Linked DNA regions of Homo sapiens: region 1 is linked to region 2. A link is a contact called in ENCODE Hi-C or POLR2A ChIA-PET data. All regions are on one chromosome and are shown on one strand. Each heading gives the region's core, a stretch centred on a gene start or an enhancer-like site at or near the end of the contact. The rest is flanking DNA. Distances are from core to core; before and after follow the strand shown.

Region 1 (5,984 bases), core at 607-3,106, 200 kb before region 2:
ACACAGGAGCATATGTTCGCATATAAAATATTGATTAATTTCACAGATTGGGATAAAAATATATTAGTACTTGGGTTCTGCTTTCATGCTTAGCGTTCAGATATGCACTCAGTCCATTCAGATCTATTTCTGCACCCTGTGGGCTCAAGAGTGTTACTTTTGTGTTTCGCTTTTCTTATCTTTCTCTGGTTGCCCATGTTAGTGCTTCTGTTATAACTGACCAGCAGCATACGTTTAAGCAGGATTTTAATTACTAGGTCATCTCCCAGCCGACTTGCCCACGGCAGGCCGGCAGAAAAGCCACAATCCTGCAATCCATGCTTCAGATTTTCTCTTGTGTCCCTCCAGGTAAATCTCTTTTTTTTGAGGATGCTAAAATCATGCTGATGGCATCATATTCATCTGATAACAATGATGACCACCTAATTTCTATAAAGTATCATTTCTGTCCACTGAGTATTTCAAGTTGCAGGGCTGGCACAGGGAGTTTGAGATGGGGTGCCTGATAGTGTGACGTGATACCAGGACTTTTTATCTTAACCCAGAAAAGCACCTTCCCATATATCACTGCACATGCCAACTAACTTACCCTTGGGATTTAGCATAGATCTGGCTTTTCAATTTGCCTTTGAGTAATGTCGTCAATTTGTTTCAATTGAAGCAAGTATTATATTACATGCTCAAATAGCAGGAGAATTTCTCTCCACGTCTGAAGTCCAATGTGGAGGGGAGGTTAGCACTGACTAAACAATAAGAAAAAACAGTGGTGAGGACCCCTGTGTCAACTACTTGGAGATTCAAAAGCTGCAGATAAAAACCTAACTTTGGCCACGACCAAATCCTTAAAGGATGGCCTCAGTTTCCCAAATGTGTTTAGTAAAACTAATAATACTAGTGCCCTCCCATGGCTGTTAAGAGCATTAAAAGAGATCATACAAAGTGCTCAGCACTGAACTTGATGCAGAGAAAGTACTTAACAACCGCTATCGTAACAGTAAGGCCATGATCACCCAAAACACTGCTCTAAATGCTACCATTTTATGGACACTGAGTTCTGTTAGCTCATGATTAAGAAACTGCAATGGAACCACATCTCAAAGTCAAAGAGTAAACAACCTATGGAAATTTTCCAAGTTTAGTTTCTCAAAAATGGATCTCAGACCTAACCTACCTTCCCTATTTGCCCTCCCTACAGCTTCTAATGTTTTATCCCCACGTGGAATTTTGAATATGTGTTCCCCTCTCCTGTTCATTCTCATTGAAAATTTTAAAAGTTTCCCTGATTCTTCAGACTTGGCTGAGTCCCCCAGTTCTAAGCTCTCTTAGGAGTCTGTATTTGTACCTTATAGCACTTAACCATCATTGCAGTTTAAATCATTCCGTGTGCCATTATTTGTCTAATATCGGCACATAAATACTTACACTCATGTGACAGTCTACGTCATAATGCTAACAACTGTCCCTGCCTTATCACCTCTGTAGCCCTATTGTCTGATATAATTGGCAGTCAGTCAATAAACATGTGTTAGTGTTAAATAGATGAATGATTGAATGAATAAGCAAATGAACTAAAGAGGAATCACTGGTGTTATTAAGATGTTAAGGAACTAAACAGAGTAGCTGAAAAGTTAAGAATTCTTCCAAAAGTTATTAACAATTGCCACTACACCCACAATGGGCTTCTTAGGTTGACAACTGGTGGCTACGTGGAGTCCCATTTCCTGGGTCGACCTAGCCCCCATTTCAGCAGCAGGCACTCTATTCTCTTGGGGGTTAAAATTAGCACCAGTAAGCTCCCCCTTTAGTGGGCTCTAATCATGCAAGGACCCAGGTGGATCTTGCTGACAGATGTTAAGGTTAGAAGGAAGGGTAGCAGCCAGATGAGAAAACAGAGCCACCCCCTTCCGGAGGTACCAGGACTTCCTGCCTTTAGACCCGGTGGTTCCTGCCTGCCTGCCCCTCCCCCATGCATCAGTTTCAACACAGTTGCTGCTCTTTCTGTCATCTGAACTCAAATTCTATCTCAGAAATTGATGGGCGATCCTGCCCTTGACAACACAATGTCAGCCTTGCTCAGTGTCCAGCTGGTTCCGTATGTATTATCATAATGCGCTGCCTGGGTGGACCCTGGCTGATTTTCTCTCCTGATGCAAGTCCTCTTTCCAAACTAATTTCTGCTCTCTGACATGCAGACCCTACTTGTTTAAAAATAAAAAAACAGCAGCTTGGGAGTTTTATTTTTTAAAATCCTGTTAGGATATTTAAGTCTATTCTAACAGTAAACTGAGCCTAAAGGACTTTCTTTTAAAAATGATTTGACTCAAAAAAAGAATGTTTCCCAGGGTCCTACACTGTTTCCTGGTGACTTGAAAGAATTATTACTTCCCCCAACCCTTACAGCCCTCTCTAACAGCATTTCCCAAACTTCAGTCCTGATTTTCCTCTATCCCTGTACCACTTACACTATTATTTACTTAATAGTATTTAGCTGCTATGTTTGTTTAGATCAACTTTTTCTTTAACTTTAGTCTTGCCCTAAGCAATAATAGCTGTGAGATCATGATTTTGAAGTTGGAGTTATTGTTTTGTTTACGCATTAACATAAACACACAACCATTAAAAATGTTTAAATGTTTATCCTCCATTTTCTAAAATTATCTCACCTACTGCATGGGAAATAGTGGTCTGAAAGCTCACTGCAAACTATCAAGCCGCTTGTACACAACACCTTCCCAGCTGAAGAAATCCAGGGAGAAGAATGCAGGGTGAGAGCTACCTAAGGCACAATGGCTATGTATGCCACATTTCTATGGCTTTTCCAGGCCTCCTAGAACCAACTGTTAACCTCCTGCAGAGATGGCCAAGGTGGAGGGAAATTGGATCCTTTCACCTGGGCATTTTGGTAGCCACTTTTCCAAGGCTGCAGGTGTGTAGCCCCTCAAGACATAAAAGAACCTCTCACAGAATTAGCTGGGTTCAAAAAACAAATCATCAGAGCTTGAAGGGCTCTTCCAAGACCCACCTTAATTGATGAGGAAACAGAGGCCCAGAGAAATCAAAGTACATACTCAAAGTCATGTAGTAAGGTAGTGGCAGAGCTTGGTTTTAATTTATTTCTGCACATATAACTGAAAATGGTCAAACAAAAATATTTCAAAATCAACCCCTGGCCACTGCTTCTAAATATCTCATCTTAAGAAGGGTTTATGAACAGCACATCAAAGCTTCCACTTGCCCATAAACATCATTTGAAGCCTCTGAAATTCTCAAGTGAGGGGAGCTCCTGTGACAGATAAGTATAGAGACAGCTTGGTTTGAAACAATCAATTAGGCAAATCAATGCAATTGGAATTATGATGCTTTTGTAACCAAATATAAGACAAAAAAAATTAGGCTTAAAAAAGTTCTGACCAGGCTGGCTCATACCTGTAATGCCAGCACTTTGGGAGACCAAGGGGATGTAATTGCTTAAGCCCGGGCATTGAAGACCAGCCTGAGCAACATAGGAACCCTGTCTCTACAAAATCAAAATAATTAGCCTGATGTGATGGAGTGCACCTGTAGTCCCAGCTACTTGGGAAGCTGAGGTGAGAGGATAGCTTGAGTGCAGGAGTTTGAGGCTAAAGTGAGCTATGATTGCACCACTGCACTTCATAGCCTGGGCAACAGAGCAAGGCCCTGTCTCATTAAAAAAAAAGTTTTTACATAAAGTCCTGTCATTTCTGGCCAAAATATAAGTAGAAAGCAACAATCTTTCCTCCCCAAATCTCCCCTACAACACACAACACACCACACTTTGTGCTTATTAAAATTAGTAAGGTGTGACTCACTCATTTATTAGCTCAACCAACCAAATACTGGAAATTTCCCACAGTTTACAGGTTTGTCAAGAAATTCATATAAGAAACTAGCCTCCCTATATCCAAATCGGTTTCCCATGTTATTTCTAGCATGAGGTTTACAAACTCTTCAGTATCCTAACGGTTGTTTAACTCATCATCTCATCATTTTCTCATGGACTCCTTCCTCCACACCTTGTACACGTGCCAGAGAGCCCATATGGTCAACAAATGATTTCTAGGGAGATGAGTTAGGACATTCTTGCAAATAAATAAAATATTACCAGCATCCTTATTATCTTGCCAGCCCCACAGAAAATATACTAGTCATCGAATAAAATCAGCATTTTTTAAAATTCAACTAGCAGAATGTGTCCCAGCCATGGGAAAAATTTCCTTCAGGTTTCTGAAGGAAAATCAACTATAAAGTAAATATACATGATGTGCCCCATTTTTTAAAAAGATATGCTCTGGGCTAACTTTTGAAAAGTCTGTTGAAGATACCAGCACAATTGCCTTGCTTGTGTTAAGAAAAAAATAAGAACAATAGGATAGGAGATGGAAGGAATTTCTCATACTGTAATGTAACAGAGCAGTAGATTAGAGTGCAGACTTCAGCATCAAGCTTCCTGGATTTGAACCCTGGGTCTACTACTTAATTGCTGTGTGACTTTAGGCTAGTTATTGACCCTCTCTTTAGCCTTGGTTTTCTCCTCTTTACAACAGGGTACTTATAGCACTCTGTGCCTGTCATAGTAGGGCTCAGGGAATGTTTATTGTTATTATTCTTAGCACTGTTATTAGGCAGACCTAAGGTCAAATTCCAGGTCCAATTCTAATTAGTTCTGCAGCTTTGAGTAAGTTATTGATTCTTTCTAAACCTCAGTTTTCTCATCTGTAAAATGGTGATAATAATTATTATATATCATGAGATTTGTTGGAAGACTTGATGAGATGATAAGTAAAATAGTTAGCATGGTGCTGGCATATATAGTAAATGATCCATAAATGCTAATAGTTTAAAAAAACAACAATAGTGGTAGTAAATAATAATAGAGTAATAAATATTATTACCTGGCCTGGTTACTGTCAAGTATGGCAAAAAAGTCTGAGCACTATTTCTCATTTGTTATCAGTGCTATTGGTGGTGCCATGGTCAAATGAGCAGAACATAGATCACCTGCTCATGAACCCTTCAGTCTGTCTGATGCTGAGATCCTGCTGGCTACCATATCCCCAGTGTTAGGATTTCCGGTGTTACCTGCTTTATGAATTACTCAGGGAATACACTGGAAATCAGTCTTCACTCACATCGTTGTGCATTATCTTGACCACTTACCACATCCTTTCTATTTCAAGGAAAGACAAAAGGCATCTTCTCAACTGCACAAAGTAAAAGCCCTGATTTGATACCTGAAAATCTGGGGTCTCAGTGCTCTATTTTATGACACAGCTGGATATTCTTAGCCCTAATGTTTTGCTCTTACACCTGTCTTCTTTTCTCAAATAGGGAAATCAATTGGTAAATTGTAACATGCCACCCTCAGTCACAAAAGATGACACCAATATTTTTCTACTTAGCCTGGGCCCTTCACCAAGATGATCTTGCCTTAGTGGGCTTGGCTGGGATTCTGCATCAAAACTAGCCACAGAAGGGCTGTTGGCTATGTGGGAAGCTATGCATCATCCATCATCTGCCCTTGAATGTACATTTCTGTCAGGAAGCTGGATTTATTTTACAGACATTCTTCTCAGCATCCTGGGAATCCCAGAAAGACTGGAGGCAAGGCTAGGCCAATATGAAATGGATAGGCATTGGGGTGGACCCCAAATCCTCTGGCATGTTTATCCAGTGACCAGGAAACTATGCAAACCCTGAAATGCACATGGACAAGTACAAAGAGTGCTGAATGGATTTTGAGAGAAACAAGCTATGTTTAAGCTTGAGCAGATTATATCCCCTCTCTGGGTCTCTGTAAAATGAGGAAGAGTGAAAGAAATGACCTTCCATCCTTCACTGACTTCACTCAGTGTGAGCTGTGGCTCAGGCATTGCCCCTGGTGGGAGGGGAGAGAGAAATTTGGGAGGGTATATTTTTCTCTGTTGTTTTAGTTTATTTTCACTCACTAAGTTTTGGTGGGGTAA
Region 2 (6,634 bases), core at 2,668-5,167:
GTCCCAGTAAAAGGAAAAACTTTATATGCCTAAATAAAGACACCAAAAAAAATAAACATGCTTGAGAAGTCATTATCCAATACACTTTTAAGCCAAATCCTAAAAACAGCTTTTCTGGAATGCTTTTGGATGACTGTTTATATGTTAAAATCAACATTTAAATTGTGCTACAAAGCTTATTGTGTACTACATAAGCAGTTCTAAGACCTCTAGAACAACATAGCTTTGGGTCTAATCCACTGAAAACACACTCTGTGCACATGAAAATTTGGTTCGCTCTGGTTGGGAAAAAGTGAGGAATGTGCTTGCCTCCAAATTAGAAGAGGGTCAAGAAAGCATTTAAAAAATATATTCCTCCATGAATGACCAAGTAGCCAGGGCCCCTTCGTGCACCTGAGAGATTTGCCAGCCAAGATGCAGATCAATTCCTGAAAGAAGCATTCATACCTTAAATATGCATTTATTCTCTCCCCCTCCACCAAAATGCACAGTTCCAATTTTTTTTTTCAAAAATAGGAGTTCAGAAATGAGGGGTGTTAGAAACACATAAGTTCTATTTGTTTAAACCAAAGTTAAGTATCATGAGATATGAAGGAAAGAAAAATCTTAGCAACCAGATAGATCCCAGTCACCCAACAAATGTTAAAATTGATTTTACAAGTTATTTTCTCCAAATTGGAAAGCAGCTTTCTACCATAGCATACCAAGTGAACAATGATCCATTTAATCATGATGTGGGAGATAGATTTTATTTGCTAGCATGTAAGAGCTGCTTCAGGTTCACTACTCTTCAATACTATTTCACCTAACAGTCTGAACAACTCATCATGGTTCCATGTGTAAGAATAAGAGATTATTTCTATTGAAACAAGTGGTACCAAAAAAAAGTAAAATAAAATGAGATCACTAGAAGTTTAAGAAGTCAAACTTTTGACCCAGGAATTCCATGTCTAGAAATCTATTCTAAGATTGTAATCAGAGCAACAGTTGAAGATTTATATTCAAAGGTGTTCATCACATGATATTTATAACCATGAAAAACTGGAAATAACTAAAATATCCAATAGCGAGGATCTTTTTAAAAATCACACACACACACACTTTAGTTAACAAACAGATGAGGAGACTGATATGAAAGAAAATAAAAGAAAAAGAGAAAATACACCTCAAATGCATTTATCTGGGAGTTGGTGTGAATAAATCATTTTGGTCTCCTTTTTAAACGTTTTCTTTTCTTTTTCTTTTCTTTTTTTTTTTTTTTAAGACAGAGTCTTGCTCTGTTATGAAGGCAGGCTGGACAGCAGTGGCACAATCTGGACTCACTGCAGCCTCAGCCTCCTGGGCTTCAACGATTCTCCCGCCTCAGCCTCCCAAGTAGTTGGGATTCTAGGTATGCACCACCACGCCCGGCTAATTTTTTTGTTGTTGTTGTATTTTTAGTAGAGACAAGGTTTCACCATGTTGACCAGGCTGGTCTCAAACTCCTGACCTGACGTGATTCGCCCACCTTGGCCTCCCAAAGTGCTGGGATTACAGGTGTGAGCCACCGCGCCCAGCCTAAACATTTTCATATTTTCCAAGTCCTCTATAACAAGTAATATTAGCAAAGGGACACTTTAAAAATGTCAAAATGGCTTTTATCAGTTTAAATTCTAATTAACATTATCTCTTTTAGACTCAAGGAATGTAAGATGCTGGAAGTAGGAGGTGATTTTGACCTTGGCCAGGGGGAAGCTCAGCCAGTGGAAAGCTCTCCCAGCCTCATGCTCTCCTCAACTACAGGAGCTCTGCTTTTATTTACTTTAATTATATTTTTAACTTGATGTCAAGCCAAGCCCTTTTTAATTTATGAAGGAGAAAACCCCCCAGAAAAGTTAGAAGTCTTGCCTAAAGTCACACAGCTTGTTAGTTGAAGATCTCATATTAAAACTCAGATGTCTTCATTCAGATAATCCTGTGTCCACTTTGTGGTTCTGTCTGTCCAACAAAGAGCGCATGTTTTCTGTTAATTGTTTTATAGTGTTAAGAGACCCACACAGAACTACCCAAATTGTCTTGCACAGTATTTCCTCCTTCAAAACCTACCCTCAACCTCGTGATTGTGTGGAACTTGACAAAAGAGCCTCGTTTAAGAAATGCCACTAGAAGCCAGTTAACAATAAAATATCACACTTTCTTTACTATGCCAGCCCTGGTCTTAAAGTATCTTTGTAAATGATCATGTCTCCTTAAACTTTAGAGTGAGAATTCATACTATGAATACGAAAAAGATGGCAGACTTACTGAGGACAACTTCCTGTTATCCAGGAGATAACTATTTTAGACATCACACAAAAAACAAGCAAAAAAAATTAGCTGGGCACGGTGGTGCACACCTGTAGTCCCAGCTACTCAGGAGGCTGAGGCAGGAGAGTCCCTTGAGCCAAGGAAGTCCAGGCTGCAGTGAGCTGAGATCTGCACTCCAGCCTGGGCAAGAGAGCAAGACCCCATCTCAAAAAAAAAAAAAAAGCAAAAATAAATTAAAGATGATATAGTACGTGATATTAGCATAGCTGACACTTGTTTTTTCATGCAAAAGAAACGTGGAAAACCTCAAAATTATTTCATTTTATCTCTGCATAATTTGTGGTTAGATTTTGAAAGTGCATCAGAACTTACTCCCTTTGCAATTATGTATGACTTACTCAAAATCTAAAATTCAGGCAATCCTCAAAATATTAACCATTGTACCAAAATACCAAATACAGGCTTGACACTTAAGTACTAAGCTAATGCTGAAATCATATTTGAATGATGATGCCAGGTGAGCATGAAAGTATACAGCCCGAAAGAGTAAAGTCTAATTATTGAAACAAAAGACAGAAGTTATGCTAAGTCATGGGCAAATTTTCAATAAGGTATCTGACCAAAAAAAGTCACGATATCCTCGCAGATGAGATGGAGATGAGTAGGAGGGTGGACAGACACAGACAGAGGAATGTAGTTTGCAGAATTCTGATCTGGATAAATAACCTTACCTACAGAGGTTACCAAAAGCTCTATGGGCAAATGCAAAACCAATTTCTGCTCTTGCAACACCTTCAGTATATTACCTGTCCACTATTTACACAATTGCTTCTTCTGTGTTCTATTGTTCCAAAAATTATTTATCTTTTTGCAAACAAAGAGGAAATGGTCTATGCTAGGTTTAAAACCCCGGAAAATACTCCCCCCCAGAAGCATGACTAGTTTGCATCTTTTGGACAGCTAAGATCAAAGTGATTTAAAATGTTTATTTTTAAAGTAAACCATTTATACTGATCTTTGAAAAAGCTCTTTCGCCCTTTAAGAACTGTATTTGTCTCCACAACTCTTTTAGAGACATACTAAAGTCACACTACATTCAAGATGGCACCATCAGAATTGTCCTGCCTGATTTATCTGACACCATCTCAATGTCAGCTCCACAGGGAGTAGATCCAAAGGAGGGCAGGGAAACGCATAAGGCTGGACCTGTACAGCAAGAGCCTCCATGAGCCCCGTAACGAGATGATGTACGCCACAGGGCTCTTTAATTGAAAAAAGCTGCAAAGAAACAATACCAAGGGGAAATCATAAACAGTGTTTTTTGGGATCACTTAAGAAAGTAACCTTCGTGAATCTCCAACTTCTGTTTACAGAGAAGGAAGTTACAACTTAAAGTCCAGTTCCTTGCAAATTATAGACACACACCATAAAACAGTAGATACAAAATGCCACAAAGACTTTGCGGGGAGGGTGAGCCCTGCTCCCTTTCCTTTTCAAATCTGGAGTGTGATTTGAATTGCATCAGGGTCACCGTATCTGGAGGAGTTTTCCCAGCCGCCTAACTTTATTTCACATCTCAAGCACAACGCTTCTTTTATGAAAACCCAGCTTAAATATTAATGCGTGTTTTCTTAAGGAAGTTGAAGGCAAATCAACTTCCTGGTACCCAGGGTATCTGATTTCTAAAATGGTCTAACACTGATTGTCACAGCTCCGCCAGATGTGAAGGGTGAAGCTCTGTAAAAAACGGAAAGGCCAGCTTTCAGGCTCTCTGCTGTGCAGGTCCCACGCCTCCCTGAGCTGCATCCTCTGAGAGTATATTTTTGTTAGCTGGCTGCCGGAAGCCCTCAACTGCCCGAGTTGTTTTGCGATCCTATAAGGACCTTCCCAGCCCTGCTGTCAGCCCTGAAATTAAGAGTGTGTTTGTGTTGGTAAGTTTGGGGGGCTGGTTAAAATAATAAGTATTTTCATCAACATCGCTGTTTCAGCAGAATGGAAGCGGGTGGGGTACCAGAGCAGGGCTCCAAAGTTTGCTAAAAAGCCTATTTTGAGAAAACCTTTGTTCTAAATACTCTTGTTACCTCCTGCATCAAGAAACAATGTCTTTTGTTAGAACCCCCCCTTCTCTGACTGCTGCGTTTGTTTACTGACATTTTCAATACTGGGCAATACAAAGAGCATTTCCTCATATTAACTCCAAATGTCACAAAGAACAAAATCTGGTTCTAAAGAAGCCTGTCTAACCAGATAAGATGGGTTCTGCTAAGAAAAAATATAATGAAAATAAATCTTGCGCTTTAATGTGGCCCACATAGCCTTTGTGGAGCCTTTTCTTTGACTTTCTTGCTGTGTCATTCGGAAGCCACTTGGCTTTGCATCACTCTAACCAAGAGAGACCTTACTGCAATGACCCTGGTCTCTGCTTAGAAAATGCTGACATGTGGCCGGGTGCAGTGACTCACGCCTGTAATCCCAGCACTTTGGGAGGCCAAGGCAGGCGGATCACAAGGTCCAGAGTTCAAGACCAACCTGGCCAACATGGTGAAACCCCATCTCTACTAAAAATACATAAATTAGCTGGGTGTGGTGGCACGCGCCTGTAATCCCAGCTACTCGGGAGGCTGAGGCAGGAGAATGGCTTGAACCCAGGAGGCGGAGATTGCAGTGAGCTGAGATCGCGCCACTGCATTCTCGCCTGGCAACAGAGACAGACTCTGTCTCAAAAAAAAAAAAGAAAAAAGAAAAGAAAAGAAAAGAAAATGCTGACATGTGATTTGAAGAACATTTGGCTTCCATATTAGTTAAGAGTCTAATCATGGCCACTGCCATGGGCTGAATTGTGTCCCATTCCACTCCAAAATTCATATGTTGAAGTCCTAACCCCCAGTACCTCAGAATGTGACTGTATTTGGAGAGTCTTTTTTTTTTTCTTTTTTTAGACAGGGTCTCACTCTGTCACCCAGGCTGGATGGAGTGCAGTGGTGAGATCTCAGCTCACTGCATCCTCAACCTCCCAGGCTCAAGCAATCCTCTCACTTCAGCCTCCTGAGTAGCTGGGACTACAGGCAAGCCACTATGCTCTGCTAATTTTTGTACTTTTTTTTTGTAGAGTTTTGTAGAGAAAGGGTTTCGCCATGTTGGCCAGGTTGGTCTCAAACTCCTAGCCTCAGGCAATCCTCCCAACTTGGCAACCCAAAGTGCTGGAATTATAAGCATAAGCCACTGCACCCAGCCTTGGAGACAGGGTCTTTAAAGAGGTCATTAAAATTAAATAAGGTCATTGGGGTGGGCCTTAATCCAATATGACTGGTGTCCTTATAAGAGGAAGACATTAAAACACAGACATGCCCAGGGGAAGACCATGCAAAGGCACTGGAAGAAGACGGCGTCTACGAGCCAAGGAAAGAGGCCCTCAGAAGAAACCAACCCTAACAGCACTTTGATCTCAGACCTCTGGCCTCTAGAAGTGTGAGGAAATAGATTTCTGCTGTTTAGGCCACCTGGTCTGTGGTACTTTGTTATGGCAGCCCTGGCAAACCAGTGTGCCCATCATGCAACTGCTAAGCTTTAAATATATATTTATATTAAAGTCCTTTTTGAGCAGCCCTTCTAAGTTACCAGAGGATGATCCATAAGTAATATATGAATTTTCAAATTGGTTTATTCTGCGGATATTTGTGAAGCACCACGGCAAGCACAGGGAACAAGAAGGTCAGCAAAAGCAGACACAGGCCCTGCCCTCAGTGAGCTTACAGACTAAAGGAGGCAGGCATGAATCAAATAGTCTCCTAAGAGGACTCTAGGCATGTCTCTGAAGGACACAGGCCCAGTGTTATAAGAGTGAAAACAAAGAAGCCTGACAACTCAGGAACTCAGAGAGGCTTTCCTGGAAATAGCATCTGAAGGACGAGGAACACTTGAAGAGGCAGAGAGGCAAGGAAGGCACTCCAGGTAGAGGGGTCCAATTGCAGAAGGACCCCAAGGTACAGGGAGCATGAATGAGGCTGGAGGGCCCACAATGCTGTGCCTGAGATCCAGGCTGAGGCTGGTGAGGCAGAAGATCAGACCACTGGAGCCCTGTGGTGGTGCAGTGGAGACTGATCCAGATGGGTTCATCCAGTGGGAAACCAATAAGGACTTTAGCTTAACACCCCCACCCATCCCTATCGGCTGTACTAACACCTTGAGACTGATCCAAACTGAAGGCATAACACTCTCTGTCCCATGCACACCTATCCTTCCAGCTCACACTCCTCCCAAGCAAAGGTGTTCAATTTTAACACCACTTTTCAGCGCTCCAAAGAAGAGTTCCAACTTCTGGCTGAAAAAGTATGCCTCTCTCCTAAGC

The links. Hi-C counts contacts between places; a loop is a spot of excess contacts on that map. ChIA-PET counts read pairs that join two places held with the same protein, here RNA polymerase II (POLR2A). Pooled maps may share reads with other maps.
Region 1: a map of OCI-LY7 shows a loop between it and region 2 (2.9-fold over the local background). The contact joins two enhancer-like sites. A Hi-C loop is called at or near these places in 1 of 168 maps with a recorded cell type or tissue (OCI-LY7), 6 of 37 single-sample maps with no recorded cell type and 6 of 50 pooled maps. POLR2A ChIA-PET finds 5 or more read pairs at or near these places in 1 of 52 experiments (OCI-LY7).

Annotation. Positions count from the first base shown.
Region 1 is chr5:158,810,660-158,816,643 of GRCh38, forward strand. All of the region lies in intron 8 of EBF1 (EBF transcription factor 1), which reads right to left. Among named protein-coding and RNA genes, the nearest start is that of EBF1, 290 kb to the right of the region's middle. Within about 2 kb of position 1,857, at least 9 of the 41 ENCODE cell types and tissues checked have a DNase peak (open chromatin) inside an H3K27ac peak, as active enhancers do; they include OCI-LY7, where a contact is called at or near this core.
Region 2 is chr5:159,007,279-159,013,912 of GRCh38, forward strand. All of the region lies in intron 6 of EBF1 (EBF transcription factor 1), which reads right to left. Among named protein-coding and RNA genes, the nearest start is that of EBF1, 89 kb to the right of the region's middle. Within about 2 kb of position 3,918, at least 12 of the 41 ENCODE cell types and tissues checked have a DNase peak (open chromatin) inside an H3K27ac peak, as active enhancers do; they include OCI-LY7, where a contact is called at or near this core.